Regions from separate parts of the Mus musculus genome. Here all the other regions are linked to region 2. A link is a loop called in an ENCODE intact Hi-C map of the cell type or tissue named here. Cell type or tissue: left cerebral cortex. All regions are shown on one strand. Links, peaks and the distances in the headings refer to the core of each region. The heading gives the core; the rest is flanking DNA.

Region 1 (10,243 bases), core at 1,328-9,327, 380 kb before region 2:
CCAGTACCCTGTGCAGACCTTTGGCATAAACTATGTAGCCAGCCTCAAAACACCCAGAGGCAGCTTCACTCCCAGACGCTCTAACATGCCCGGGATCAGAGGATCACAGGATTCCAGAATCTTGGTCACACCTGGATCTTAAGGTCCCATAGGCAGCTTGACACCTAGGAGCTCAGACACACCCAGGATCTCAGGATCTTAGGACCCCCGAATCACAGGATCACAGAGACAGCTTGACTCAGATGAGTTCTGACACAACTAGGATCACAGGAAGGACTGGCTCCAGTCAGACATAGCCAGGGCAGGTAGCACTAGAGATAACCAGATGGCGGGAGGCAAGCATAAGTACATAAGCAACGGAAACCAAGGTTACTTGGCATCATCAGAACCCAGTTCTCCCACCATAGCAAGTCCTGGATACCCCAACACACCAGAAAAGCAAGATTCCGATCTAAAAATCACTTCTCATGATGATAATAGAGGACATTAAGAAGGACATAAAAAACTCCCTTAAAGAAATACAGGAGAACACAGGTAAACAGCTAGAAACCCTTAATGAGGAAACACAAAAATCCCTTAAAGAGTTACAGGAAAACACAACCAAACAGGCAGAGGAAAGGAACAAAGCCATCCAGGATCTAAAAATAGAAGTAGAAACAATAAAATAATCACAAAGGGAGACAACTCTGGAGTTAGAAAACCTAGGAAAGAGATCAGGAGTCATAGATGCAAGCATCACCAGCAGAATATGAGAGATAGAAGAGACAATCTCAGGTGCAGAAGATACCATAGAAAACATTGACACAACAGTGAAAGAAAACTCAAAAAGCAAAAAGCTCTTAACCCAAAGCATCCAGGAAATCCAGGACACAATGAGAAGACCAAACCTAAGGATAATAGGTATGGAAGAGAGTGAAGATTCCCAACTTAAAGGGCCAGTAAATATCTTGAATAAAATTATAGAAGAAAACTTCCATAACCTAAATAAGAGATGCCCATGAACATACAAGAAGCCTATAGAACTCCAAATAGACTCAACCCAAAAAGAAATTCCTCCTGTCACATAATAATCAAAACACGAAATGAACTAAACAAAGAATTTTAAAAGCAATAAGGGGAGAAGGTCAAGTAACATGCAAAGGCAGACCTATTAGAATTACACCAGACTTTTCACCAGAGACTATGAAAGCTAGAAGATCCTGGGCAGATGTCATATAGATCTTAAGAGAACACAAATGCCAGCCCAGACTACTATATGCAACAAGACTTTCAATCACCATAGATGGAGACAAGATATTCCATGACAAAACCAAATTTGCACAAATCTTTCCACAAATATAGCCCTACAAAGGATAATAGATGGAAAACACCAACACAAGGAGTGAAACTACACCCTAGAAGAAGCAAGAAAGTAATCTTTCAACAAACCCATGCAAGCATAATTTTACCTCAACAAGAAAATTAACAGGAAGTAACAATCACTTTTCCTTAATATCTCTTAATATGGAAATTAATATTACCAATATATCCCAATCGATTGAAACTTAGAAATATGAGGAATTAGAAATTTGTTGGCTATCATCCAGTGGTCTCTCTCTATTTTGGTAATGGGAGAAATAGGCCCAACATTGTACAATCCATATACATTTTCTGCTTGTTTGTACATGGCAGGGTCTTGCTGTGTGGCACATAATGGTCTTGAAAGAATGCTTCTCCTGTCTCAGCCTCTCTATTAGTAGGATTGTTTATTTGATGTTTTTACACTACACTATGGTTTTCAGAACACCTTACATATTTCAAAATTATTTATACAGCCAAAAGAAATGTAGACAGCTAATTTGGGAGGTGGCTTGTAAGAGAACAACAAAGAATGAAGGCTTTGCTTGATATTTATAATTATTGTATCAATTTTGAATAAGAGGACTTTATAAGTTACTCTTATTCTGAGATGAATGCTTTTCAAAATCATCACAGCCAATGAACCAGAATCTTACCCACACCTAATGTCTGTGCCAAGCAGAACCATTGTTCATTGAAACAGTTGATGAATGACTTCATGGATAAACCATCTTAATACACACACCATTTCTTAAATGGATATATTCTGTTCCCTGTGGGCTGAGAATGACGACAATCACCCAAGTCAAGTAGCTTTGACTGTATCAGGAAATCTGTATCCAAAAATCGTGCCTACAATTCATTCCTTGGCGCAGCAGAACTGTCACCTCTTAGCTTATCTACGATGGAGGTAAAATTCTTTGGTGATGTGAGGGACATTCAAGTACAGCCTTATTAAAATGGACTCCAATGTCCAAAAACTGTTCTTATTTTGTGTTTGTACCACAGTAAGAGCCAAGATTTTAAGCTCTACTAAAAACAAAACAAACAAAAAGACTTTATCTATTTTTGCTCATTACAAAATGAATAGTGATATATTATCTTAAAATATCACACAATTAATATATTTGAAGCTATTTAAAATTTATATTGAGAAAAAAGTATGTATTTTCAATATTTCTGTAGATAAACATCTACATAAGACTTTTCAATTGATTGTTGTTTTATATCAAACAACTTTTATACCACTCATTTTTATTTTTACAATATTTTATAAATTTTAAAGAATATGATAAAAAATGAAAAGTATTGCAGGTTTTGAAAGGGGGATCTCTGGGGTACAAAAGGGAAAGAAAAATGTGATAAGTCTATTTACTCAAAATATGTTTTTAAATGTTAACAAATTCAATAAATTGAAATTATGCATCTTTTCTCATCATAATGCAATAAAACTTAAAGAAAAAAAAGATTAAATCTTATGAGTGTCCCCTCACAGGGGTTGGGTTAAGCTAAGTAGCTGAGTCAGAGAGTTATACTAGTTTTCAAATCACATTGCTTCACCAGAAAACTTTGTAAAGAAGAAGATTCTTTTTTAACAGAAGTAACTATTGGAGGAAAGTTTGTCAGGTATGTTTAGGAAAAAAACATACGCCATTACTGTAGAAGCATCAAGCTAGTGAGACTCCAGTTTTATTCATTAGCAGTGACTTAGCACTTCATTTATTGATTTTTCAACAGTTTCACTATCTAACAAGGGTGCTGAAAACTCTTTCTCCAGGAGAGTGAGTCACTGACACACCAGGTAACCAGTCCTTGTGTTATTCTTGCCCATCTAGTGCGTCTGCACAACATGGGTCACAATAGTGGTCCAGGCAAGCAGTTGATGTTGAGGAGGAGAAATGAATCAAATGGATCACGGACTAACATGTTGGTGTCACCATTTAATGTCGAATGTGGCGACCAACTGCAACCTCAGAAACGAGGATTTTCAGGGGATGTATTTAAGGTGTTTCTTCTTAACAGCTAGTTTGATCACACACTCAACTAAGTCTCATTGAGAAAAAGTTGCAGAGACTAGGATTTTTCATCTGTGACTAACTCATATCCACCACTGCACTGAGGATTCTCCAAGTTTATCGTAACCTTTACTCTGTGCCATGATATTCATTTTGGAAATACCACCTGCTGAGTTGATTGGAAAATAAAATCTGTCCTCTTCTTTACAAAGTTTCCTGGTGATGCGGTGTGATTTGAAAACTAATGTAACTCTCTGACTCCGCTACTTAGCTTAACCCAACCCCTGTGAGGGGAAACTCATAAGATTTAATGAAATTTCCATGGTTTTACTAACTTCACAATAGACTTTAGTGTTGTCCAGCGTACTCCACTTGCTTTAAGATACTCAAACACTCCCTTCCATCACCCAGCCTCTTACCAAGAGCAATGTTGGAACATGGTTCTCCAGGTTCTAAGTTGAGCTCAGGTTCAATGATCAACTAAAACTGTCAGTTAATTTTATTCGAAGATAAGTGATGAAGTGTCGCGTCCGCTCTCGACCAGCAAGAACGACACGACCACCAGTCCTTCTAACAGCAGTTTATTCAGCAAACCAGTCTTCCTCTCTCTTCTTTCTCTTTGTTTATATCTCCCAGTAATAATAATCCTCTCTCTAACCCGGGCCTCTCACTCTTATATACTCTCAGCCCTCATCCACTCACAGCAGGCCACGTCACCTCACCAGGTACACAGCTTCAGCTAATCAGGGCAGCAGGGGCATATCTCCACCAAAATGGATTCGCCAGTATCCTGGTACACCTGCGCAGCTCTTATGATGGTTGTGGCTTATATTCAGATGAGGAAGTCAGGTGCAAGTCATAAGACTTAGCTGCAGTCCCTGGCGCCTTCTTGGGACTGCCACCATACCCGCTCCTCACAACGAAGACCTCTGGATGTGTCTCTGCTGATATTTCCAGAGAAAATCCAATCAAAGAGCTTGGACCTAACCACTAGATTAATCACTTGATAGGATAATAATAATAATAATAATAATAATAATAATAATAATAATAATAAATAGCATTATTGACAGGCAATGAAAGATAAGGCATGGATCTCAGTAGGAGAAAGTGGGTCACCAAGTGTATACTTGGGACTATATCTCTCCTAACTCTTTCCTGTGTACCTTTTCTCTTGTTCCTTATCCTCCATGGAGAATCTCTTCTGTCATTTACTCCCACTACTGTGACATTTGGCACAAGTGTGTGGACTTAACACGAACTAGAATTTCAGAATCAATTTTCCGCCCCTCCATTTGTTTCTATCAGGTATTCACAACAATGCAAAAGTCATCACTTTCTTAGTGCTAATTTTCTGTCTGAATCTCAAGCTATTATTATTAATTTTTTCCCTTCCTGTTTTAACAATCACACTTTGGGGACTAAGTGTGCTGATTAGTTTTTGTCAATGACACAAACTAGACTCATCTAGGAAGAGGGACAGCAGTTGAGGACCATCACATTGGTCTGTACCTGGGTCTGGAGGATGTTTTCTTGATTAATGATTGACGTGAGGTGGCCCACCTGGGCAGGTGGTGCTGGGTTGTTTTAAAAAAATGGCTGAGCAAGCCACAGGAACACAAACCTGTACGCAGGGTTCCTCCAAGCTTCAGGCTACTTCAGCTCTTGTCTCCGAGTTCTTGCCTTGGGCTCCTCAGCAGACTCCCGCTGAAGACAGACTGGAATGTGGAAGTGTAAGCCAATGAACCCACCTTCCCAAAGTTGCTTTTCATCACTGTGGCAGAAACCATGCTAGGACATTTAATTATACAGTTTAAAATCTCAATATTATATGTGATTTAAAAAAGCACGGTGTAAAGCTTAAACATTGGAGATAATGCTAAGTGGCGAATTTAACCACTTTTGTCCTCATTTAATTTTTCTTAGGCATAAGAAATTGAAAAATCAAAGTAGTTATGCACTGATTCCCTTTAGATCCTAGACTTATGTTTGGAAATACTTTAGGATTGTTTTTGCAATGCTCCCGTTCTCGCCCCAGCCGCCTTGATTTCAGACCAGAACCCTCTGTCATTTTATTGTAGGAGCCACCCAGGAGCATCTCCCAATTGGTTTGGCGCTGATCCACAGTGTTGTCATAAGTCTGTCATCCAGTGATGGATATCCCATCCTGCACACATTCCACGTGGTGATCCAATGTGGAAGGTAAAACGTGCCCTATGACACGGTGACATTGTCTGCAGAGGATGTCAATTCTTTGTGAATATTCCCACGGAGAGCCCGACCTCTGTTCATCACAAACAGGAACTTTCTTTTCTTTTTCTTTTTTTTTTTTTTTTTAACCGGAAGGTAGAGTGAGAGAGGAAATAGTGTTGACTTCTGGGAGAAGTGGCATTGGAAGTACAGTTTGCTCTTGGAACAATTATGGGAAGCTCCACAGAGCATGTCCTTTTTACTCAGTATAATAGAAATCCCTTCCACTCCTCTGAGGAAACAGCAGTTCAAAGACAGGACACAGAGTCCTGAAACTCTGGCAACTTTTGAATAGTGTTTTTTCTCTTCCTCACTAGCAAACTGAAAGTCTCTGTGTAGGTAAATTAAGCCGCATGGGTCTCATTTCTATTTGACCATGCTAATTTCCTTTTGCATTAATTGGCTTGATCTACTCGATCCCACTTATTTATTCAACAAACGTACAGTAAACATTTTCTTAGTATTGAGCCAGTTAGTACAGATCCACAAACAAGTAAGAACTCTTAAGAAGTATATAGTCCACAAACACATGAATTGCAAACATAACCATTCTGATGAGCATCTAGGAAACATGCAACCAAATAGTGACAAGTGAGCAGTCTTTCGCCTGATAATCTCTTCCAGAGAAATCCCAACCTAAGCTTTTCTGGGCCCACAGACTGGGAGATTCAGCCTTTTTAAAATCATGTAATATATTATTTACAGTACAACATCCACCCTGCTGGAAACACACAATGTAATACTGTGCCACAGTTGGAATCAAAGGACTAGGAATAAATGCATGTTTAAAACACAATACCAAGTGATTTAAAATGAAACAATTATAGCACTATGAAATAGTAACCTAAGCACAAATTATAACAAACACATACCTACCCATGATGCTCATCTCCTACACAAAGAAAAGGAAAGTACATTAAAATAACAGTTTCTGTTGTAGAGGGATACGGGAATGGAGACAATGTATAAAGGAATTAGAAAAACAAGGAAATATTTAAGAAGGAACTTGGACTGTGTGACACAAACTAGACAATGTGCCTGACTCAGAAAATACTGAACTGAATAAGAATAAAAACTAGCTACAGTGCATAGCAGCTTGGAATAGCATTTCGTTGCACAGAGTGTTAGTAAACCTTACTGGATCCAGGCCAAGGTCCTGCAAGTGACATCTAGAATGACTGATGGATACCCAACCTCACGGTGTCTCTTAACACTCAGCAGTTCATCCTTGTCCTTGAATGGGAATTCAACTATCCTAGTAAATTAAGTTCTATTATTGGACCCTTTCTTCCCAGCAGCATTGATAACTTGTCTAATGCACACCAAATTAAATAGGGCAGGAGCTATTGAAGATTTAAAAACTGGTCCAGAAGTCACCCTTTCCTCTGGATCACAGTGTTGAAATGGACTGCAGATGCTACAAGTCTCTGCCCTTGACTGTCCTGCTCTGTGTCACTCAAGAGTGAGTGCCTGCTAGTCATCCCATTGTGATTTATCTCTAGAATTGCACACAGCCACTTGTCCTCTTCTGTTTTGTTTCCTTTAACAAAGCAAACCCCATATTTCCCTTCCTGCTGTTAGGAAAGTCCCACCTCTTTATCCCATTGTCTTTCTGGAAGTGTGTTAGAGAGCTCTGCCTAGTATCTTTACACACCAGAATTCTGCCTCGTGCCTAATGGGATCAATCTACCTATTTTGTCTTAGTAGTTCTCGATCTCCCTCTTGATTTTCAACCAATCCACAGACGCTTTATTTTTCTGTAACCTGCCTGTCTGCCCTTCAGTATCATGAAACCAGAGGTCTCCCCAAAGTGCATCTAATGCCAGCTTAAGAAAGAGGCAAAATGTAAGTAATTCTGCCCAAACCCCTGAAGTCAGAGACCCTGGGTTCACATTTGCTTACTCCCTGCAGAGACACAAGCAAGTATGCAGTGGCGCCTGTGGGATGAAGTAGTAAATGGCATCTCTTAGGGTTGCTATAAGCATGGAAATAATATGCTCAGAGGTCTTACAGCAATAGCTGGTGTGAAGCACATGCTCTAAAATATTGTCAATGATTTTTACTATCTCCTGGTTTTATTCTGCCTGAGTGGCTCCTCTTCTTTACAGCTTCAGTGCTGGAGCTAGGAGAAAAAAAAATCAATGATTCATTCCTTCTCCCTTCCCTTTTCCCTCTACCCCTCCCCCTCCCTCTCCCCCTCCCCTCCCCTCCCCTCCCTCTCCCCCTCCCCTCCCCTCCCCTCCCCTCCCTCTCCCCCTCCCCTCCCCTCCCCTCCCCTCCCCTCCCCTCCCTCTCCCCTCCCCTCCCCTCCCTCTCCCCCTTCCCTCCCCTCCCTCTCCCCTTCCCTTCCTTTCCCTTCCCTTCCCCTCCCCCTTAATCTCCCTCTTTCTCTCCTTCCTCCTCTCCCTCTTTCCCTCCCTCCCTCCCCCCGTCATTGTTTCAGAGAATGAAATATAGTAGAGTGGGAACAGTCCAGAGTCTGATTTCAGATGACCCAGGTCAAAGTCACAGCTGTCCTTTACTCCCTGTGTGATGCTGGGGAAAGTTTATCTCCCCTGCTCCATTTCCCTGTTTATGGAATGAAAATAAAAGTGACCTCTACCACCTGGGGCATTTGCCAGGATTCATCACAGTAAATCCTGCGAGAGCCCTGGTGGTGGTGGTATTATCTAATAGCCATCACTGTTGTCATGGTTATCTGATGTCTGCTTTCATGCTGCTAGAAAGTATGTCATAGTACTTCCTGAAGAGTCAATGAATAATGACCCCAGTTCAATGTTCTCATAAAAACAAAATAATTTATTACTGTGTGTAAGTCTTATTGTTAATTCACAGCTCCGGTTAATTATTAGTATAAAGGAAATAATCTGTGAGTAATTTAATTGTGTCATTAATATTTTATCCTTTAAATTTTAAAGTAGGCACTATATAATTCCACCACACGCAACATTTAATTTCCCCCTAATACTTATAAAAATGTATTTCTTCATCAGTTTGTAAAATCAAGAGCAGAGTGTGTAGCACTCACATTTCACTACTGTAACAAATATCTGTGATGATCAATTTAGAAAAGAAAAAAGGGTTGTCTAGACTCACAGCTTTGGAGTTTGAGTCTGTGATTCTTTGGCCTTGTTGTTTTAGAAAGCACTGGAGAGTAAAACTGCTTTCCTCATACCCAGTCAAGAAATAAGAAAGAGGAAGAAGAAAGGGGGTGCTAGAGAGGAGAAACAGAGGAAAAGGAAGAGGAAACAAGAGGGAAGGAGGGAGAGGGGGAGGGGTGTAGTCATGTTATTGTACAGTGTGTAAAGTTTATCTTTGTAGCATTCAAATGCTGATTTCTCTCCCTCCCCCCCCTATCTGGTTTCAGTCTAGACATAGCATGGCAATACTTAGGTTAAGAATCTCCTGTCTACAGTTTGTGTAAACAATGCTCGTCATTTATTCTCTGCCTTGTCAAGAAAAGCTGGGAGAAGCCATAACTAGACAATAGAGATAATGGGGCAAGACTTCTGCCAGCCATGGGAGGAGGGAAAGAGAGGATCAAAGGATTCACCACAGGAAGGGGTCCTGAGAGACACCATGGGAGCACACTCCTGGAGCCCAGAGAGACACCATGGGAGCACACTCCTAAAGCCCAGAGAGTAAGACTAATAAAAACATTCAAGTGTCCTGGGCTTTTTGTCTGGGAGGTAGCCAGATTAATTTAGAGGATTAGAATAGAATCATAATGCCTAATTATTGTGCTTTTAAGTTGCAATTAAATCTTGGTCTCTCTGTGTCCTTATTGGGGAACTAGCTAGGTTAAAGAGAAACAGATATTAATTGTTAATACCAATGGGGGAGGGGAGGGGAGGGGAGGGGAGGGGAGAGGAAATCAAGGTTCCACAATTTCCTTTGAAGCCATTTCTTCAATGAACCAATAGTACCAATCTGGATGTCAAGCTTTGAATACATGGGTCCTTGTGGCACATTTAATATCCAAACAAAAGTATAGAACATTCAGAAAGAGCAAGATTTTCTTGGGCTAGGCATTGGTTTTGTAGTTTAATCATTCATCCCAAATGGCCAGGGAAAGATGAAACATGGTGTTACAAATTTTTGTAGATTAGAATAAGGGGGATTACAAATTTGCATTGATATCATCCAGATAATTAGTGTAAAATTGACTGTTAGGATGCAAATGTGTTTTCACATCATCAAGAAAATTTTTAATTTTTTCATTAAAATCAAGAGGAACCTAGGCAAGAAATGGTATTATTAGAGAAGGGAGACTATCAATAAGAAAAGAAACCAGACAGATCAGTGGCTGGATGTGAATATTATGAGACTACACTGGTGTGTGTGTGTGTGTGTGTGTGTGTGTGTGTAAAATATAACAATGAAACTCAACATTTTATATAATTAATATATGCTAATAGAAATCATTATTCTTAAACAAATTTTTACTTCTTATCCCAGTTTTGCAAAACCAATGTACAGTAAATGGATTTGTTTACATTCTTTGTGGGGAATAGAGAGAAAGAACATTTCATATGAATACCAAACAGTCTTTCTCCACACACAACAGAGTGTGTTTCGGTGCATTCAAATGCTACCTTTATGCTCATAATCAGTCCCTCTCCATTTCCACATCCTGACTC
Region 2 (10,243 bases), core at 777-8,776:
TTTGCAAGTTTTTTTTGGTTTTTCGAGACAGGGTTTCTCTGTGTAGCCCTGGCTGTCCTGGAGCTCACTCTGTAGACCAGGCTGGCCTCGAACTCAGAAATCCGCCTGCCTCTGCCTCCCGAGTGGTGGGATTAAAGGCATGCGCCACCACGCCCGGCTCTGCATGTCTAAAACTTAAATGCAAATCCCTCCTTCCAATTTTTTTTCTTTAAATTCTATAAGGAAACCCGCCTCTCATGCGAAATGCTTCCTTGTGCATCTTCCTCTGCACTTCCAACCACAGCCAGATTTTGGGGGGCCAGTTTTAAGTTGGTACATAATGAACACACCTGAATTTTAATGTGCAGATAAGTTTTATCAAGATAAAATCAGTCTATGAATGCTTCCACTCAGTACCCTAGCATTTAGCCTGACTCACCTCTCTTCAGTTTTCCTGTCTTCCCTAACTTGCCAAAATATTTGCATCTGCACTCTTCTTTTCAGGTCTCACCTCATTAGCTAGCTTTCCTGAGCAGGAACTATGAAATAGCCCTTCCCCAGGTCCCGGAATTTCCTGTTTCCTCTGTCCAATTTAAAAAAAAAAAAACAAAAAAACCCAGCTTTCCTCTGTGCCACGTAACGTACATTTGCTTACTGTCAGGATCCTCCTCTAGAACGTGAACTGTGAGGAAGCTTGCTTTCCCACAGCTCCAGTACCCCAGAATAAGATAGGCTACATAACTATCTGTGAGGGAATTCAGGGGACTCTCACCTGGCAGGGTTGTTGACGCCTGTAATCTCAGCATTTAGCACGCTGAAACAGAAGGATCCTGACAAATTTAAGGTCAGAGTCAGGTCTATAAAAGCAAGACAGAACAAAACAAGCAAAAACTCTTCTTTTAAAAAAGTCAGAGAGGCTGGAGAAATGACCCAGCAGTTAGGAGCACTTGCTACTCTTGTGGAGGACATAGTTTCAGTGCCAGAGGACCCAATCCCTCCTTGGATGCGTAGGCATCCGGCACACACTGTGTACATTCATACATTCAGACAAAGCACTCATCCACCTAAAAAGCAAAGGCTATTGCTCTGTGTGTGTTCTCTCCCCTAGTTAAAGTAGTACCTAAATTTTTCAAGTGACAGTTAACCAAAGGACTGCTGTTGGTTGAAAAGACATGCTTTGAATCATTCTTGAGCCGTTTTAATTTACAATGAGACCTCAATGGAGGTTAGGATGCTCTGAGAGATGCTCCAACCCCCCCAGTTCTGAGTGCTTTAATGAATGGTAACACACGATTACAAGGCAGAAGCCAAGGACAATCACAGAAAACTTCTGCTTGAAAAGTTTACATCAACCTTTGTAGCCTTATATCAGGTGAGTAAGTTTAGCTCTTTTGTCAATGACACCTATTTTGTGTAAACATCATTGTTACAAATTCTGACACACAGGGTCCAGATTACCTCAATTCTTTTTAAAGGAATTTCTTAATATTCCCAGGCTCACAGGTTTTGATATGAAACACCAGATGGCTTCTTGATCCTGCTCTTTACATATCCTGGTCTGTACACAGTCAAAACGTACCAGACTCCACAGAATAAGCTGTGGTTAAGACACCCCACCCAAAGGAAGATGGTGAATCTCTTTCCCCGCCAACCAAGTTTGCTCAGTCAACCTTAGGAAAGGGGACTGGTGTCAGATCAGAAACTGCAGAGTAAGAGCCATATTTAACTGTCATCCAAATAATTCCGAAAACCATCATTTTTTTTTTTTTTTTTTGTTATTTCATCTGCCTCCATTCTCCAACCCATCTGCAAACGGATAGCTCTTACTAAGCAGTTCTGTAAGTCCAAGGTCACATAGAACAGGTTTAGGATGCTCAAGTCTCACCAAGTACAGTCTATTTGCCTCAATAAGCACAAGTGAGATAATCCATGTATGCCATTCTTTTACTTAAGACCGTGATAAAATATAGCTGTTTCTTTCAAAAGTACTGTAAATTTATCTCACTTGTCTTCTAATTTTGATATCTTTTTTTGGTAGTAAAATAGTAACTAAAACTGTTAACAGAGTTTCTAAAAAAAAAAAAAAAAAAGTAGATAACTAGAAAAAAAACTGAGATGTGAATTTAGGCAGTTACCTAAATAACTAACCACTGTTGAATTTTGGCAAACGGCATTTTGCTCACGCAGAATCTCTTTATGGTAAATTAACAGTCATGGAAAGTGGAGATTTTAACCAATTACCCCAAGAAATCAACACACACACACACACACACACACACACACACACACACGCACATCTGTACCTTCCCACTTAGAAGCAGCTGGGAACTTTTAAGCTTGGGAGTATCTACACTTAATGTAGACGTTAATGATACACCCAAGAGGATTTTTCTCTCTCTCCCGAGTGAGCAGGATAAGCCTCAACACATCAAAAGTCAAACCGAATCTTGAAGGGAAGTTAGAACAACAGGAAAGGTGGAGTCTCAGGTATTAATCAGTGGGTGACTTTCCTATAGTTCCCTTCCCTCGGGGTATACAAAGTTTCTACAGTTCACAAGAGCTACACCTCTGCAATACCGTAATAAAGGCAGAGTATGTGCCATTCCTTCTCTCTGCGGGATTTGGAAACAGCTAAGCAACCAAGCTCTGCTCCTTATGCGGAAGGAAATGCAGCCTTCCCTTCTCGTGGCTGGCTTTAGAACCAAATTTCCCGTGTAAAGTCAGCAATAGAAGAATCCCAACCTCAAAGAATGATGGGGCAATGTTGAAGATTATATATATATATATATATATATATAATGTGTTTAGACAGTGGAATATCAAACCACTACCACCTGGAACACCAGACAAAAGACAGATAGCCACTGCACCCGTTTCTGAGTGTGCAAAGTTTTCACACACCGGGGAGATAGATGTATTCCAGTAATTCAGAATTCAACACCTCACCAGGACACACCATACAATCTGTAACTAACATTTCAACACAACTTGGCCTACCTAGCAGAATTAACTAGTAGTACCCCTCTCCTCAGGTAGTATACGTCCTCATTAGCATACTTTACTTTACAGACTTTTATTTTCAGCAATCCTCATTAAAAAAAAAGAAAAAAAGAACCCCAGGCTTCCTCATGGGACACTACTGACCGTTCAAGGTTGCCCAGTGGTCTTTTGGACTGGTAAGATTCACTACCTTCCAGTCATTATTATTTGGCTTGGGGAACAAAGGAATCAAATCCACCTCCAAAGGCTGCCCTGTACGTTTTAAGTTTTCCTCTTCCAACCCGAAACCCAGCACTGGGAGGGAGGGGAAGGGAAGCTGTCTCCCGGGGTGCTCGACCAAGACTCTGCCAGAGATGCCCAGCGAGCGTTGGGTGGATCCGAGGGCACTCACGGGGAGAACTCTGCTCGGAAGTCAAGGTTTGAATTTCCCAATCCTGAACGGATTTGCCTCAGCACACGTCAGTAGCTATGGCAGGGTTTCTCGAAGGGTCTTCTTTGCCCCTCCTTCTTCCGCCCCGCCTCATTCTTGGGGAATTTCAAGAGTTTCCAGGAGTGTTACAAGTGCATTTACCAGCACCGGGACTCCCTAGGTGTTTAGGGGACCTTCCCAGGGGCTCCACTCAGCCACCCGACGAGTTTAGGCAGAGAAACCGTGAAAAGGCGACTGGGAGGGCGCGGGGGACTTCAGACTGACAACTTTAATAAAGTCGCCCACTTGCTTTCTGACCGTCGGGCCGCGAGCCTGGCCTCCCCTCCCCCCCTCCGCAGCCAGCCGTCTGGACCGCGAAGCTGGGAGGCTGCGGGAAGCGCGAACGGAGCCCGTGATGATGCTAAGACTGGGCAGGAGGGGCCCGTGCCATCCTCTGCCCTAAAGCTTTCACTTCACAACGACTCGGCCTGGTCTGGTACAGAAAAAAAAGCCCTTCAATACAGACCCACCCTGATACTTCGGTGTGGATTTAGGCCGGTCAAAGTGCTTTACAGAATGTGTTACCAATTAAAAATAAAAGCTTTAAGACGGACCCCCTTCAAGCTGCACGTTAGCATCATTTTTGCTTAGTGCTTTGCACCCTCTGATGGCTCCAATTCAAAACTGTCCTAACAGCTCTGAAGTCACTACAAGTCCGGGCACGCAGGAGGAGTTGGGGGTGGAGAGGGGGCAGCTCTTTCTAAAAGCGCAGCTCTAAAAATCCCTTTTCCCCATTCCTTCTAGGAGCTCGCGTTCTAGCAGTTGATTTTGGAAAAGCAACCTGGCACACACTGTTTCTAAACGCCCGTTCTTCCTCTAACTCTCCGTAAGTCACCACCACCCATTCAAGATTTCTCGCGCCCGGAGTTGCCAGCGTGGAGTATTAAAAAAAAATGCTGGCTGTGCAGGCTAAGAGGTTCATCCCGTAGCATCGCACAGGCTTGCACAAAGTACCCACTGTTGGTCTAAAAACTCTAACCGCAGCACCCTGGTCTACGTATTTAGTGGCTTAGTCCTGAAAAGTCTAAGAGAGAACCACGTGGAAGTCAACTGCTGCCGCAGCGTCTCAACAAAGCACTCTGTTACAAAAGGAGTCTGCAGTTTCAAGGCAGTAGAACAGGCGACCGGATTTTCATAAGAAAAAAAAGAAGCGTGTAGTGTCCAGCACTATAGGAAGCAGGCTAAGCAAAGTTGACTGAGGTGCCCCCCCATCACCCCCACCCCCGCAACACCTTCTCCATTGGCGACTACAGAAAAGTGAAGTTAGGCTCCATAACAAAGAACTAAGTTTAGTAACTTGGTCCTTCCTTCACTCTAGTTGGAAAAAGTTTGAGCCTTTTACCTGTTGCACTCTCAGCGGAACTTTTTAAACAAACCCAAATCAAACTCAGCACGTGGAAATGACAAAGGCACTTTGAAGATCGTCGTTCTACTTACAGTATCCTAAGTCAAAGACGCAACGCATTTACAAAGCATAGAAGAGTTTCCCTTACAGAAAGAGACGCTACTAGGTAAAGTGGGTTTTTCTTTTTTTCAAAACTTACTCTTTCACTTAATGAAAGTGAAGCCGGCACGCCAAAGTGGTGGAACTCCTTGGAGGCTGAAGTCAAAGGAAAAGGAGAGTTCGGGCTCTCAGACCTGTCTGTTTAAAGTTTCAAAGTCTGCTGCTGTTGGGTACTTCCCTCACGCCTTTCCCCCAATGAAAGAAAAGTGCTGATACCTCGTAAAAGCGTTTTTTAACTTGGAGCACAGAGCTTTTAAAAGTTTCAAGCCACTGACTCAACTGGAAGGAGGGGCTAGGAGAAAGGGGAGGGAGGAAGAAAAGGCGGGGAGGAGGTGGAGTGGAGGCTGGCGAGCGTGGAGCTGAGCAGGCAGAAGAAGCAACCTGGTCAAGATAAAGTTGTAGTTTCAATGTGCTGACGAGAAGGGGAAAAAAAGTAAGAAATAGCTCTAGATGTACGTCAGCTACTGCGGGGCTGTGACTCCTCACAGATTAAAAAAAAAAACTGTTGGATGGGTCATTCCTTCAGGAGATGACCACGGGCAGTGAGAAGATGTCCCTTTTAGGTCACATTTCCTAAATAATAATGATAATAATAATAATATTACAATAAATAAAAATGGGGGGGGAGACAAGGTGAACTCGTGCAGACTTGTTCTGGGTTGCCCAAGGTGTGTGAAGCTTGAGGTGGGTGTGAGTGATCTTTCTTATGACCTAATTCTCTTCCTCTTAAACCCGGACAATTAACAAAGGAAAGAGGCGGTGGGCATGGGAAAGGCATTTCACAACCAGACCCGTGGAGTGGGATGTCTACTCTTCAGTTTCTCTGCTGCTTTAGGTAGTTTTCCTTATTCTTTTAATTAACAACAAGAAGATACATGTTCTATACTATGAATAAAAATAATATATCATGTATGTAACTCTTGTCTGAAACGTTGATAGGACCTCAACCCAATCTCCAAGGAAGTGAAGATCCATATCTTAGTCTTTTTTATGCCTACAATTTAACATTTAAATCGGCAGGGAGATGCCAGAATTGTCCCCCTCCTCCTCTTCCTTCTAACCGCTGCAGACCAGAGTTGCCAGACACAGCCTGTCTCAAAACTTCTTTCTCTCTTCCAATCCTGTCCCTCGGAAGCACTTTCAGGGAAGAGATGTGGGCCTGGTGACTGCCTGCCCACAGCTTCATGCCTCTCTCATCATACCTGATGGGGTTTATGAAAGCCTGAGTCATATGACCTCATTCCTAGGGTGGGCAGCTCCTTTGAGGGTTCCCAGATGCCCCCCACGAGGGCTTGTGATAGGGCGATAAACAGGCTTCAGCGGCGCTCCTGGAGTTAGGCCTTTGTATAGGCATCACCTGATGGAGCTGAACGTCTCACACTAATGTAAATAGCAGAACAAAGGATGGCGAAGACTTCCTGGGAAACATTTTCCTGCCGAAGCACCCTCTCACTAGGATGACTAAGGGAGTGCCATTTAAAACCTCACAGTTTAAGACCCCAGCATGTTCTCTTACTTTTGAGGTTCCTTTGTCTTTAACTTAAAGAAGGGAAGTAATGTTACAGATGCAGAAACTATAATCGGACTTTCAAGGCTTTATGTCCAGCAATGAATGTGATAATGTGACATTAGATTTTTTTAAAAAAAGATTTATTTATTTTATGTATATAAATACACTGTAACTCTTCAGACACACCAGAAGAGGGCTTTAGATCTCATTACAGATGGCTGTGAGCCAACATGTGGTTGCTGGGAATTGAACTCAGGACTTCTGGAAGAGCAGTTAGTGCTCTTAATCACTGAGCCATCTCTCCAGCTCCTAGAGTTTCTGTTTTTGTTTTTGGTTTTTTTTTAACCTTTATTTATTATGTGTATTCATATATGTGTATGCAAGTGGAAATTAGAAGACAGCTTGTGAAACTGGATCCCTTTTTCCATCTCAAAATTAACTTAGATACTCAGCCTGAAAACAGCACCTTTACCACTGAGCTAGCTTGTTGGTTCTTATTAAATTTATTTAGTTACTTTTTTTTTTTTTTTTTTTTTTTTTAAAGGACGAGGTCTCTACATAGTTGTAGCCGTCCTGGAACTCGAACTCACAGAGTTCTGCCTGCCTTTGCCTCTTCAGCACTGGGATTAAATGTACGCACCACATGCCTGGCATATTAAATTTATTTTTAGTTGATAAAACACATAAGAATTGTATGTAATGTTGGGGGTTATGTGATGTTTTGATACAAGTGTAAAGTTTGTGGTATAGAACTCAGCATAAGCAATTTGTCAGTTGTAATATTTATTATTCTCTATGGGAAAATATCCAGACTTCTAAAGAATTGTTTTTAGAAGCAAACAATTCATCATCCACCCATAGTTAGCTTACGCACATTTATAGAACCTCAGTAGAACTTAGTGTTCACGAGTCTACCTGTTCCTCTTTCCCTCTTTACTAAACCAAATTTTATTTAATTTAAAGAAAGATTTGCTGGGCATGGGGCACACACCTTTAATCCCAATGGTCTTTGCCTATAGACCCAGTCACCTGAGAAGGTAACACAGTACAATCATCTGAGAAGAGTTTCAAGTAATCCTCAACTGCATTAGAGACAACCCAGTGTTGAGTTAAAAAACAAAAACAGGCTGTAAAGACTGTTATGGAGAGCATCGCAGTTGGTGCTAGAATGGAAGAGAGGTGAGCTATGAATGTGCCAACCTTAGAGAAGAAAGGGAAGCAGAGACGTTAGAGCTTGTTCATGGACTGATAGGTCAGGAAAACAAGAGGCAGGAGGAAGTGGAGAGCAAGTTTGGAAATTTAATTGGGAAAATATTACTAACACCAAAAACGGAAGCTGGGGTGCAGGGGTGCGGGGTGGGGGGTAAGGGAAGGGGTGGAGGCAGCAGAAGACACTATAGGAGAGAGAATCCAGTGATGGAGAGCGTAAATGCCTAGGCAAAGGTAGCCAAGGGGCCTCTCAACTGTGGGTTAAGGTGTTCAGGTTAAAATTTTGTAAAGATTGTAATTTAACGGAAAAGAATCGACAGTTAAAGCCACAGGTTCTAAAGTGTTTGTTAAAAGAAGGAATGTAGGCCGTGAATCTCCAAGACAAAGCGCACAGCTTGAATGGATTTCCTCTAAAGCCCACAAAGAAAAGAATGACAAAAGCCAGTAAGGTCAAGAGGAGAAAGGCATTCAAGATGGTTGGGAGGCGGTTTAGTTGTAAGGAAAATAACACTAGCCTGAGGCTTTCTAGGTCTTTAACTCAGAAAGGGCAATTATTCATTGAAAACAAGAGTGAATGCAGACCTTACAGAAAATGAAGTGCTGAGGTAGAGGGCTGGGATGTAGGAGAATGAAGGTAGTTTCTCTCCCAAGAGAGAGGTGGTCACCTGACTGAAGAGCTGATAAGTAGCTCCTTGGGAATGAAGATGGATCTGTAGGAGACAGAGCTATCTAAGACTGGGAGGATCAAGAATAACATTGCAGTGGGCTTAGATTTTATTATCTTATCCTTTCCTTTCCTTTCTTCCTCTCCTCTCTCCTCCTCCTCTTCCTCCTCCTTCTCCTCCAGCTCCTTCTTGAGTTAAAGTCTCAATATAGATCCCCAGCTTGTCTGCTGCCAGTTTTTGATTAAAGACACCTTTATCTGAGGTTGAGGTTTTTTTTTTGTTTGTTTTAAATTTTGAGATAAAGTCTCACTAAACAAGTTATGACCCTCCTCCCTTATTTCCTGTGTTAGAATGCTGGTGTGAGCAGCTATCCTGGTTTATATTTTCTTCTATCAGAACTACAATAATTTTGTATGGATCAAATTTCAATTTAAGCTAACTTTTTTTTTTTTTTTTTGTGTGTTCTTTTCCGTCTGCAAGGAAAGAGTGGACGAGAATGTGGAGCTTGACGGCTTGCAAATATGGGAATGCTTTTCCTAGATTGGTAGCCAGCTGGGAAGGGATCTTACTGTGAATGCTAGGAGCCAGCAGCTTCACAAACAAATTACACTAGAATCCTTTTCTACATAGTTTCTGAAACCTGACAACTCACCTCCTATTCAATTCCAGAGGACTCCTGTAACTGAAACCTTGCTCCCCATTTATTTAGCTCTCTGACATCTTTGAAAACAATGTAAACGTCAAAATTTGACTCTGTCTAGGTAAAATTTCTATGGGTCTTCCATTTACCTCCTAGTGAATCTGACTTTGAAGCTAAACAAACAAACAAACAACATGTTTATAAAGGGAAGGAAGAATTTGCTTTGTTTTGCTTTGTTTTGTCAAATGGAAAAGACGTTTAGCTGTGGATAAATATGTCTCTGGCTCCATCTTCTGTACAGAGTGCAAATGAACAGCCCAAGAAGCTACTGTGGCAGCTCTCTTAGAGAAAGCCACACCTAGGATCCCTTCCTCCTAGCCCTTCGCTTAATTTATATACAAGTGTCGTTCAACAAACCTCAACTCTGCTTTAAAAAATATAACTGATAAAACACTTGCAGTTTATTTAATCTTTGATATCATTTTTCTATGACGCTCAGTTAATCTTTTAGGATGTTTACATTTAATTATGCAGTAAATATTTACTGTGTCTTATGCCTGCCAGTTGCCAAATGCCAGTGAAAGGATTTTTTAAAGGATTTATTTATTTATTTATTTATTTATTTATCTAATGTATATGAGTACACTGTAGCTGTCATCAGACACACCAGAAGAGGATATCGGTTCCCATTACAGATGGTTGTCAACTACCGTGTGGTTTCTGGGATTTGAACTCAGGACTTCTGAAGAGCAGTCGATGCTCTGAACTTCTGAGCCATATTTCCAGCCCCGGTGATGGAATATTTAATTTTGGACGCAAAACCAAAAACGGTGTTAGGGTGGTTGAGCTTAAGTCTTTTCATTCTCTTAAAAGAATTTTGAAAAAGCAACATATAACCAGAACAAGAAAAAAAAAAAAAAAAGAATGCTAGTTTTGTTTTTCGAAAGGAATCACAGTCTTCCCCTCTATAATTAGGTGGAGGCACTGTTAACAATCCTATGAATAGAAGGCTGGTGAGATATAGCTTAGTGGGTAAAAGCACTTGCCACCAAGCTTAACCACCTGCATTTGATTCCCCAGGACCCACATGCTGGAAGGAGAAAGCAGACTCTTGTTAAATTGGCCCCTGACATCCACATGCATACTCTGGCATGAATGCACTTATATATACATGTGCTAAATAAATAAATTGTAAGAAAATCTTATGAACAACATGTCTAGCCTCAAAATTTTAAATAAATTGTTTAGGAGCAAAAGCTAGAGAGCT
Region 3 (10,243 bases), core at 796-8,795, 160 kb before region 2:
ACCTGGGATTATATAAACCAGGGTGTATCATTTCCTTAGTAGTTCCAACTTGCCTGCTCTCTTTGAGACTAGATGAAGTCACTTCAATATTGATTTTAGGTAGGCTTAGCTTGTTTAAATATTGCTATTTGTAATAAAAGTAGTATGCAGCTGTTAGATGCTTAAAATATCAGTTAAAATTAGAGACATGAGTTTGAAGAGGTAGTGATATTAACCATCAGAAATATCTGGTTTGTTAATAAAATTTATTGGAATTTAATAAAATTGCCAACTTACAGCTGGTTTGTTAGTGTAAAATTTAACAGCATTACCCACGTACGGCTGTTCTCCACCCAGCCCATCTGTCATCCTTGCCAAGAGCAGATCAAACACAGAGTCGTGTTTTATGTGCCTCAGAAGTTGCAAGGCAAAGTGGGATAAGGAACCTAACCCACACCTCTAGTATTTATTCTATTTGTTTTTTGTTTTTTTTAATTTTGGCCATGCTGGGAACAAAGCCAGGGATTTGAACATGAACATGCTAAGCAAGCACTATAGTATTTTAATTACACACAAATAGAATTAATTGGAACCTCATATGCGAAACATATTTATGATCATAAGATTTAAATTATCACTATTATTATCTGAAAGACTTAAAAGAGAGCACTGTAAATGTATGATGGTTATAAAGCATTTACCAGTGGTTCCTCTTCTTCCCATCCTCTTCTGTAGGCTTCTATGTATCTGCTTGTTTCAATCCAAGCTGAGCATCCTGAGTCCAGAGCCCAGGCACAGACCTGTGCTCACACTTTGCTTGATGTTGCCATGGACCCTTCAGCTTCTTGGCTAGGCTTCCTGTTGGTCAGTTCACCATAATCAAGAGAGCTTTAATACATTCTCATTCAGAATAAATTTCAAAACAAAGTATTTCTTTCAAGTACAATCGAGAGAGATTCTTTAAGCATAACTGAGAGAGATTCTCTAAGCGTAACTGTAAAACAAACCAGTAGAAAACCACTTAGTCTTTCTCTCTCTCTCTCTCTCCCTCTCTCTCCCCCTCTCTCTCTCTCAGTGTGTCTGTGTCTGTGTAGTCCATGCATGTGATTATACAAGTTTGTGTAGCCCTGTGTGCCTATTTGGAAGCCAGAGCACACATGAAGTATCTTTATGATTCTCACCCATCTTGCCTTGAGGCAGGGTCTGTCACTGAACTAGAAGCCCACTTCAGCTAGGTTTGTCAGCCAGTGAGCTCCCAGGAGCAGTTTGTCTCTGTTTGTCTGTTTTCTACTTGCCAGTGCTAGTGATGAAAACACAGAGAGCTAAGCCAGACTTTTTCCTTAGGGCTGAGAATTCAAACCCAACTGGGCTAAAGTTAGTTATAGTTCTATGGTCTGATTCACAGAAGATATTATATTGAATATTGTAACTGAACCCTAATATCCATTTTAACTCACACCCAAAGATTGGTACTTGTACAGTATTCTTGATTTATGTGACAGTTCAGATATATCTTTCCTCGATTACTTCAAAATGTCTGATACTGACCATTGAGATATAAAGAGAAATACTTCTTGGATGGGTTAATGACTTCTTTACCATTACAAGTCATTAATGGGCTAGAGAAATGGTTCAGTGGGTAAGGGCTTGTGACCTGAGTCAAGTCCAGGGACCATGTGGTAGAAGAAGAGAAATGATTCCCAGAACTTGCCACTTGAACTCTTTAAGCATGCCAGAGTAACACATCTACCTTCACCCAGATAATAAATAAATAAATAAATAAATAAATAAATAAATAAAGGTTAAATAATAATACATAATAATGATAATGATAAATAAATGTAACTTAGTTTTTAAAAAAAGGACATAATGAAAAAATTCCCTCTCTGCTACTCACAGGATGTGAACCAGAGACATTTTGTCCTTGTGGATGCCATCAATACCCCTACCACAATTTCTTTTCCTCTTCCTCCTCCTTGTTCCTTTATCCTTCTTCTCCTCTTCCTTCTCCTCCTCCTTCTTCTCCTCTTCCTTCTCCTCCTCCTTCTTCTTCTTCTTCCTTCATCCTTCTTCTCCTCCTCTTCTTCCTCTTCCTCCTTCTCCTTCTACTACTTCTTTGTCTTCTTCCTTTTCCTTTTCCTTTTCCTTTTCCTTTTCCTTTTCCTTTTCCTTTTCCTTTTCCTTTTCCTCCCATGATTGGAAGTTTCTGGTTGTGCTATATAATGCAGACTCACACAAGGTGTCTTGCTGAGGTTAACTGTATGATGTTTTGCTGAGGCAGATTCACGTGGCATTTTGCTGAGAAAGATCCATGGACAGACACATGATGTTTGGAAAGGGTAAAAATAGGATTCAACGGACAGTGACAGGGCACTTGCATAGCTAGCCTGCAACAATTCAAGGTCTCAAGTCTTTGCTGATCTTCACTTTGTTGAGAGAGGCATGACAAAAAAACTCTTGATGTCGCAGCTGTTTCTGGTTACTCCTGTTGACTCATGCAGATTCGGTGGAGGCCTGGTAGTTTCTACTGGATCATGCTACCCTTGCTGACTTGTATTTGATATCCTGATACTACTGAACTGAACTGCTGGTACCTTGACAATAGATATTGGAATCTCCCCCAAAGAACTACTTCTAAATAGGTCCCTATCCCCTTATCCTATTTACCATCTTTTCTCCCCTACTTTTGAACAGTGAGCTAGAAGGGGGGGAGGGGGGAGTCAAAACATTTGAAAACCCTTATTAAAGTAGGTTTTGAAAAATCTAAGCCTACACTGCCACCACCTCATCATCATCATCTCCCTCTTCCTCTTCCTCCTCCTCTTCCTCTTCGCCCTCCTCTTCCTCCCCCTCCTCCTCCTCTTTGGCTTTGAACAAGGTCTTACTACATGAGCACCAACTCTAGCCTTAACCTCTTAATATTTCTGAATTGAAAGACTGAGCCATGACTGAGGAATGATAAATGAGGCAGAATGACATCTCACATGAATGACTCAAAACTGACAGAAATACAGAAACATATTACAAGGATCAAGATCAAACGATGGATAAATTCTACCTTTAGACTTACAGTTACGTGAGTGGATAAAATACTATATTAAACACTGAATGTGATGGAGTACACCCCCAATCCCAGCTGTCAGGAGGCAGAGGCAGGCAAGTGCCAGTGAATTCTAGGCCAGTCTGATCCACATAGCAAATTTACTCCAGTTATTACAAATATCCCAAACCAGCACTTAGACAAACATCAAAAGTTATGGAATAATCAACCCTGAGAGTTCATGTTGGTAGTTTTCACTGTGACACTAGAATAACTTCATGCATTGGAGTTATTGTGTGAAGACTGTGGAGATGGCTCAGCAAGTAAATGCATTTGCCACTGCTAAGCCTCTTGATACTTAGCTTGGCTCAATCCCTAAGGCCTGTCTGGTGGAAAGAGAGAAACAATTTATGAAAGTTGTCTTCTGACCGCCATACCATATGACATGTACACATAAAAATACATAATAAGTGTAAAAGAAATTTTAATTACCATGTGTTTTTAGTTTATTTAACTGTTCCCTTTTTATCTCTATAAATATGCCAAAATAGAAAGACAACTGTATTCCTGTAAAATATTATCTTCCTTGTATAAATCCTACAGTATCCTATATCAGGGGTTAAACTCAGTGAGGTCCTACAGTAAATTTAGTCTGATGCTGGGATCCCCTTCCTAGCTTCCACAGCACTTCCCCATCCTAGCTCAGATCCTGATACTGTTCATTTGCAAATACCTGGGAGAAATGATAACTCAGTAATAAAGAAATTCAAGTCATGAAGAGTTGCAAGTTTGCATGCATGGTCTAAGCCAGCAAAGTAAGATTTCAGTACCGAACACTTGTCAAAATATATCATCCACACTAGAGATGGGAAAAGTAAAATTCAAAGGGTCTGGAGGGAGAGCTAACATTCTCAGTATCAGAAAGTATCATAATGATATTCATGTGCAGAGAGAAAAATATAAGATGGAATTCAGGCAAAAATGCTGAGTATTGAAATTAGGAGGAAAAAAACTAAAAAGTTAAAACAAGTACAAAGAGGTTTGCACCTCAGCACCAGAAGCGAGCACTGACTTGCGTTGTCAGGCCAAGGAGCCAGCACTTAGGCTCTCCACATGGACATGCCACCCAGGCAGAAGAGGAGACAGATACCATTCAGACAAAAGATGGGTGTGTGAGGCAGTGAATGTCTGGAGATAAAATTTGCTACAGATGACGGGTGGGCAGCCTGCTAAAAGAGAAGATATTGTGCCATCAGAATTTAAAAACAAAAAACAAAAAAAAACAGTCACACTGTGTAGCCTCCTCCAGGCTCAAACTCTTCATTCTGTTGCCTCAGCTTCCCCAGGGCTGGAATTCCTCCCAATCTTCTACCTGCCTATAAGTTTAGTCTTCAATTCCAAAACTAAATGCCAGGCACACAGGCTTCAAAATTAAAACCGGAAATGAAGACTTTCGTTGTTGTTATTTTTGTTGTTAAATAGGAATGAGGTAGGGGGAGTAGAAACTTCCAGCAGGTATCCATTTAGAAACGAGTAACATGTGCCAGGGCCCAGGTGGCTATAATAACAGGAATCTTACCTTTTATTAGCTTCTGGAGACGGGCTTCTGACTGTGGGTGTGAGGCTGGTGCTGTGATTGCGTTAAGGGTCCTATTAACTCTTCAGACTGTTTACAAGCAAGGGACATGGGAAACAGAATTGATGGAGGCATTTAACCAAGGCACCTGTGAAGAATGCTGCTGAAGGTAGGGCAAGGACACCACACATGCAGGCTTCTCACAGACATCTAAGACCAGAGAGATCAGAATCAGTTGAAATTCTTCAGGTCTCCAAGTATAGCAACAAATGAGTAAGGATGTAATTTTCCTCTTTACTTTCTCCTGGAAGCTACAATAACAGGTGTTTTAGTGTTCGGTTTTGAATCAGATTCACACTACCATCCTCTGCCAATAGTATTGCATCATTTAGATTCACTGAATTCCAAATAAATTGCATTGTACAGAATTGCTAGGCAAAATTTGGTAAAGAAAATAGTAAAATTCATGTGCGTGTGTGTGTGTGTGTGTGTGTATACACACAACAGAGAGAGAGAGAGAGAGAGAGAGAGAGAGAGAGAGAGAGAGAGAGAGAGAGAGATTACATAGCAGCCCTGGGTGTCCTGGAATTCACTACACAGACCACGATGGCCTCAAACTCACAGCCTGCCTCTGTTTCTTCAGTGCCGGGACTAAAGGTCTAATAGTGAAATTCTTTATTCCTAGCTCTCAGGTACTGAGTGAAGAGGAGAGTTAGTTTCAGGCTAGCCTGGGCTACATAGTCGTACTCTGAGTTCACATTAATTAATTGTGCACCCTTATTCCTAGTATTCAGGAGGCTGAGGTAGGAGGACAGTGAGTTTCAGGCCAGAATGGTTTACACACCAGGCTGTGAGTCTTAAATAAGTAAATAAACAAGTAAATCAAGCTAAGTTCCTTTGAGGGGTGGGGCATCAAACTGTTCTTTAAAACGCTAGGGAAGTGCTGTCATAGCCACAACCTCCAGAGCAAAGTTTTTGTGAGTGTCATTGACAGTTTTGAATCAATAATTCTATTTCAAGACTATCCCACGCACAGTCTATGCTTAGCCATAACCCTAGACTTGCTTTCCCCAAAATCTATAGCACTATCTCTTCCCTTTTTTTGTGAAAACCAGGAAGGATTCAGGGCTGACCAGATGGCTCAAACATGTCACCAAGCCTGAGGACCTAAAGTCAATCCCTAAACACCTCAAGCTAGAAAGATAATATCAGGAAAGTTATCCTTAGCCCACCATAGGTAAGCTATGGCACATGCTCAACCCTCTAACATGCAAATAAGTAATTTTTTTTTTAATTCAAAATAGTCTCTGACACTACCAAATATCCCTCTCGGAATAAGATTCTCCCTTTCTTTTCTGATTTCCACTTGATATTAGTCATGGATTGGTGCTGAGATCAAGCCCAGTCTACCATGACTTTTGTTAAATGCTATGCATGCACTCTTTCTTTTGGAGTAACCCCAAGAGTTTGCCTACAACCCTTTTGCAATGTCATCTGCAATAAGCACAAAGACCTAACTCGTCACAGGTCTGGTGTGCATGCAGTATAGCAGGGCACTCTGTAAACTTAATACCAGGCAGGCTCAGACTTGGCTTGACTTTTCGTTGGTTAATTGGTTGGTTGGTTTTATGAGACCAAGTTTCGCTTTGTAGTTCAGGCTGAGCTCAAATTCACAATCTGCCTGCCTCTGCCTCCCTCCCAAGTGCTGGAAATACAGGTAGAGCCCACCATGCCTGGCTCTGCTTTCAAGTTTTACAACAGCAACAGCTCAACTCCTTGCCAAAACTAGAAGAAGGAAAAAAAAAAGTGGTGCTTTTTAAAGGAACACTGTGACAGAGGCTCTTAAGGCTTTCCACTCCTGTATCCCAAGGGAAAGCACTGGAAACATGGTTAACCACAGGGCAGCGGTGAGGCACAACAAAGTCAACAACAGCTCCTTTTCTCCCCTTGTAATTCTGCCCCAGCCTATGCGCTGATAGATGGAGAAGAATGTGGGATTATCAGCAAAACTTCAACCAAGTAGCTATTCATTGTCTCATTACCCTATATTAGGTAGGGTACTTACCCTAAGTTCCCTACATTGTCTAATTAATTATGTAAGTCCAAAAGAGTCCTAAGGACCAGTGGCTGGGCCTAGGCTCCACCTCCTTGTGACACTGTGTAACTCACTTATGGGATTTTAGGAATCCATTCCCCATCACTCAGACTGAGTATCTGAAGATCTTACCTACCAAGGGAAAAATGCTTCCAGCGCAGCAGCCAAGGCCTGTGAGCCCAGCTCCGGACACAGAGGCAGGAGGATAACTGCAATGTTGAGGCCAGCCTCAGCTGTATAACAAGACCTTGTATTAAACAAATAAATAAAGTGGGGGCATGATGGCACATTCCTTTGATTCCAGGCAGAAGCAGGGGGAACTCTGTGAAGGCCAAGATAGCCTGGTCTACAAAGGGAGTTCCAAGACAGCCAGGATTATTATAAAGAGAAACCCGGTCTAAAAAAAAAAAAAGCAAGCAAAAAAACAAACAAATAAAGAATAAAAACTTCCAATGAGGAAGATAGTTCTGTTCCACTTAAGTAGAAACAGAAAAGATACTGACTCTACATCATATCCAAGAGACAAAAATGGTTCCAACAAGGCAACTATGCCCTACAGTATGAGATTCTGGATGCTGACTTTCCTCCTTCCCTAACTGGGGATGAAGTTCTTAGCCTCAGTGACCGGCTTGACCATCCTTGAAAGACACTTTGCCATCTAGTTCCTTCCCACTGCCATGGTTCCAGTAATTCCCCTTGCCGTTCAATGGCATCTTCCCTCCTAACCAGTCTCCGCCTCTGCTTGAAAGCTTCAAAAACTAACTGGACTGTCATGTGCACTTCCCCGGGATATCTCTGAGCCACCTAGACCTTAGCGTTCACAAATATATCAGGAACCCTGTGTCTTGGAGTGTCAACGCTTACTTTGCTCTACATGAGACACCTGGCCCATGACTGAGATCTGCACTGATACAATCCCCTAAGGAAGCAGGACAAGGAAGCAATGGGCAGGTGTTGTGGATGAAGCAACACTGCACACTGTGATAATTACTGAGTTTGAGAACAGGGAGTGGGGAGGTGGGGGATGCCTTCGATCTATTATATTAATGGTTGGAATTTTCCATAATGAACCGTTTTAAAGAATCACAGAATAGGAGCCAGAGAATCTGCTGTTCAGCAGGCTCTTGGTTATGATTCCTACCAACCACATAGTTGGAAAATGCTTGCTCCAGACCCTGTGAAGCCTCCTACTTGCTCTGGAGAGCATGAGGTTTGCACGTAGCTTGGATCATACGTTCTTTCCTCATTCTTCCTCGTAAACATCTGCGTGATAATTTCTCATCACAAGTCCCTGCCACATTCTTTGAATCCTTTCCACTCTGATTTCCCCCAGAGGATTTTCTGTTTTTAAGGTTGGCTTATTTGCTTCTAGTTTTGTGTGTGTTGGCATGCACACAGGTGCCTAGAGAGGCCAGAAGAGGGCGTCGGATCCCCTGGAACTGGTGTTACAGGTGGTTGCGAGCCACCTGATGAGTGCATGAAACCTGGGTCCCCTCTAAGTATTTGGGGTGAGCCAACTCCACCTGAGGTATTGCTTTGTTGTTGTTGTTGTTGTTTGTTTGTGACTAAGGATAGAGACTAGCCCATCTTGGTGTTCTGCTTCATGCTAGTGTGGTGCTCTACATCTTCTTTAATAACTGGATAATTTTCTTCCAAGCCTTTGGCCAGTGCCATTGCAAGGAACACAGCTAACAATATACTGTCACATAATTACAGAGTGCCCTCGGACAACAAGATAAAGAGGGAACATACCTTTCAGGTCACCGGGAACATCCCCTCTGGTTTTGTACCGTTCTTAGTTTATAGAACAGACGGACCAAGTGAGTCTCTCCTGGAAACTGTCCCATTAGATTGTTGCAACAAAAGTTTCGTTTGCCCTGAAATCTTTTTCTTAAGCTTACTGACTCCTACAATGTGAGATGCCCACCCTGGGAAAGAAGCAAGAGAGCTTAGCCTGCTGCTTATTTTCCCCCCAAGGTGTTGGTCATGAGAAACAATTTGTATCAGCCAAGTGTCAGCCAGGCCACCTCAGCAAGATCCATAAACACACAGACACTCTGGAGCCAAATATTCCAAACACTGGCACCTCTGCAGGCCGCTTTTCCCATGCAGACGCTTTGCTTTGCTCGTTTTGTGTTTTGTTTTGTTTACTATTATTAAGTAGTAAATGTGCTATGTTTAGCAACAAAGTAACGGGGCTGTGAATAAAAGTCCACTCCAGTAACAATACTCATCTGAATAGTGTCTGAGAAATGCCTTCTTCCTTAATTCTTTCATTTGTGATACCTTGGTGATATTGAAGGAAGGGTTAAACACCAGCCTTGCCTTGCCGCTCACAGTGTGGTCCACAACCCGGGGCACATATATTCACATCACTTCAGGGCTTGTTGGAAATGCAGACAATAGAGACAGAAACCGTGTTTTAAAATAGACTTCCAGGGATGCCAGTTCCTACCAAATTAACTTTGGAATCCTGCTACAACAAATTACTACAAATTTAGTAACTTAAGGCAAAATAAATGTGGTTTGTTACAGTGTGTGAGTCAGAAGCTCCACACAGCTCCTACTGGGCTAAACTGAAGCTGTCTCGGACAATGTTTCCTTTTCTGACACCATCCGGCAGAATTCTTCCCTTACTTCTCCCCTTCCAAGGAGCTAGCCCCTCTTTAGTCCCTGATTCCCTCCCCCCAGGGTTGCAATTCTCACACTATTCTTCCACAGTTCTACATTATTCTTGTTGTTGATACAGGTTCTCATGCCTCTGTCCCTGACTGGCTTCAGACTTGCTCTGAAGCTGAGAATAAACTTGACTTTTTAATCCTTCTGTCTCCACCTCTTAAGCATTGCGATTACAAGTACACATCACTGTGTATACATTATGGGCTGCTGAATGTGACGGAAGCCATGGCTCTGTTGCATGCTAGACAAACACTCTACCCACTGAGCTGGACCCCTCCAGACACGATCTTATTTCATCTGACCCAGAATTCATGCAGGAAAAGTCCTTCACTTAAAAATTTCAATGTGTATCTACTATATATGTGCAAGGAGGCCTAGGTCCAGCTGTGTATATTCTCCAGACTCTGAAAGCTCCAAGAGTCTAAGTTAGTTGACTGTTAGTCTTCCTGTGGAGTTCCTATCCCCTTCAGGACCTAGTAGGAGAGGAAAGTGCCTAGCCTCACAGAGACTTGAAGTGTCAGGGTATGGGGGGACAGCCAGGGGAGGGTCCCTACACAGAGGAAGGGGAATGGAGGAAGGATTGTGGGAGGAGGTGACCAGGAGAGGGGGCAGTGTGCATGATGTAAAGTGATATATATATATATATATATATATATATATATATGATTAAAATGGGGTTTTTTTCCTATGTAATTGATTAGACAGGGCTCACTGATTATCCAGGATAACCCTGTGTCTTCAAAAACCCTTGCCTGGTTTTGAAAGAGATTTTTTTTTTTTTTTTTTTTGCTAAGCCATGTAGCCTACTCACTGGTCCCAGGATTTGGGTGTAGACATCTTTGGGGATCACTATTGTCCCTATCATGCACACAGT

What was found. A loop is a pair of places that touch in the nucleus more often than their neighbours do. Peaks named below come from ENCODE experiments on the same cell type or tissue, not always from the same donor. Only the 100,000 strongest peaks of a DNase experiment are listed, where the experiment ranks them.
Region 1: it touches region 2 in a loop (3-fold over the local background); 8 of 42 quality-filtered maps call a loop at or near these places.
Region 3: it touches region 2 in a loop (3-fold over the local background); 3 of 42 quality-filtered maps call a loop at or near these places.

Annotation. Positions count from the first base shown.
Region 1 is chr10:56,750,299-56,760,541 of GRCm38, reverse strand. No RefSeq gene overlaps it. Among named protein-coding and RNA genes, the nearest start is that of Gm36769, 180 kb to the left of the region's middle. In left cerebral cortex, for the core only: no CTCF peak of the experiment used is centred there; a DNase peak (open chromatin) is centred at 5,926; H3K27ac peaks cover 175 bases.
Region 2 is chr10:56,372,268-56,382,510 of GRCm38, reverse strand. Gja1 (gap junction protein, alpha 1) reads right to left here and starts at 5,211. Exons shown (of 2, transcript NM_010288.3): 1 at 4,993-5,211. In left cerebral cortex, for the core only: no CTCF peak of the experiment used is centred there; DNase peaks (open chromatin) are centred at 3,656, 4,228, 4,467, 5,219 and 1 more place; H3K4me3 peaks cover 3,615 bases; H3K27ac peaks cover 2,420 bases.
Region 3 is chr10:56,536,288-56,546,530 of GRCm38, reverse strand. No RefSeq gene overlaps it. Among named protein-coding and RNA genes, the nearest start is that of Gm36595, 110 kb to the right of the region's middle. In left cerebral cortex, for the core only: no CTCF peak of the experiment used is centred there; a DNase peak (open chromatin) is centred at 4,213.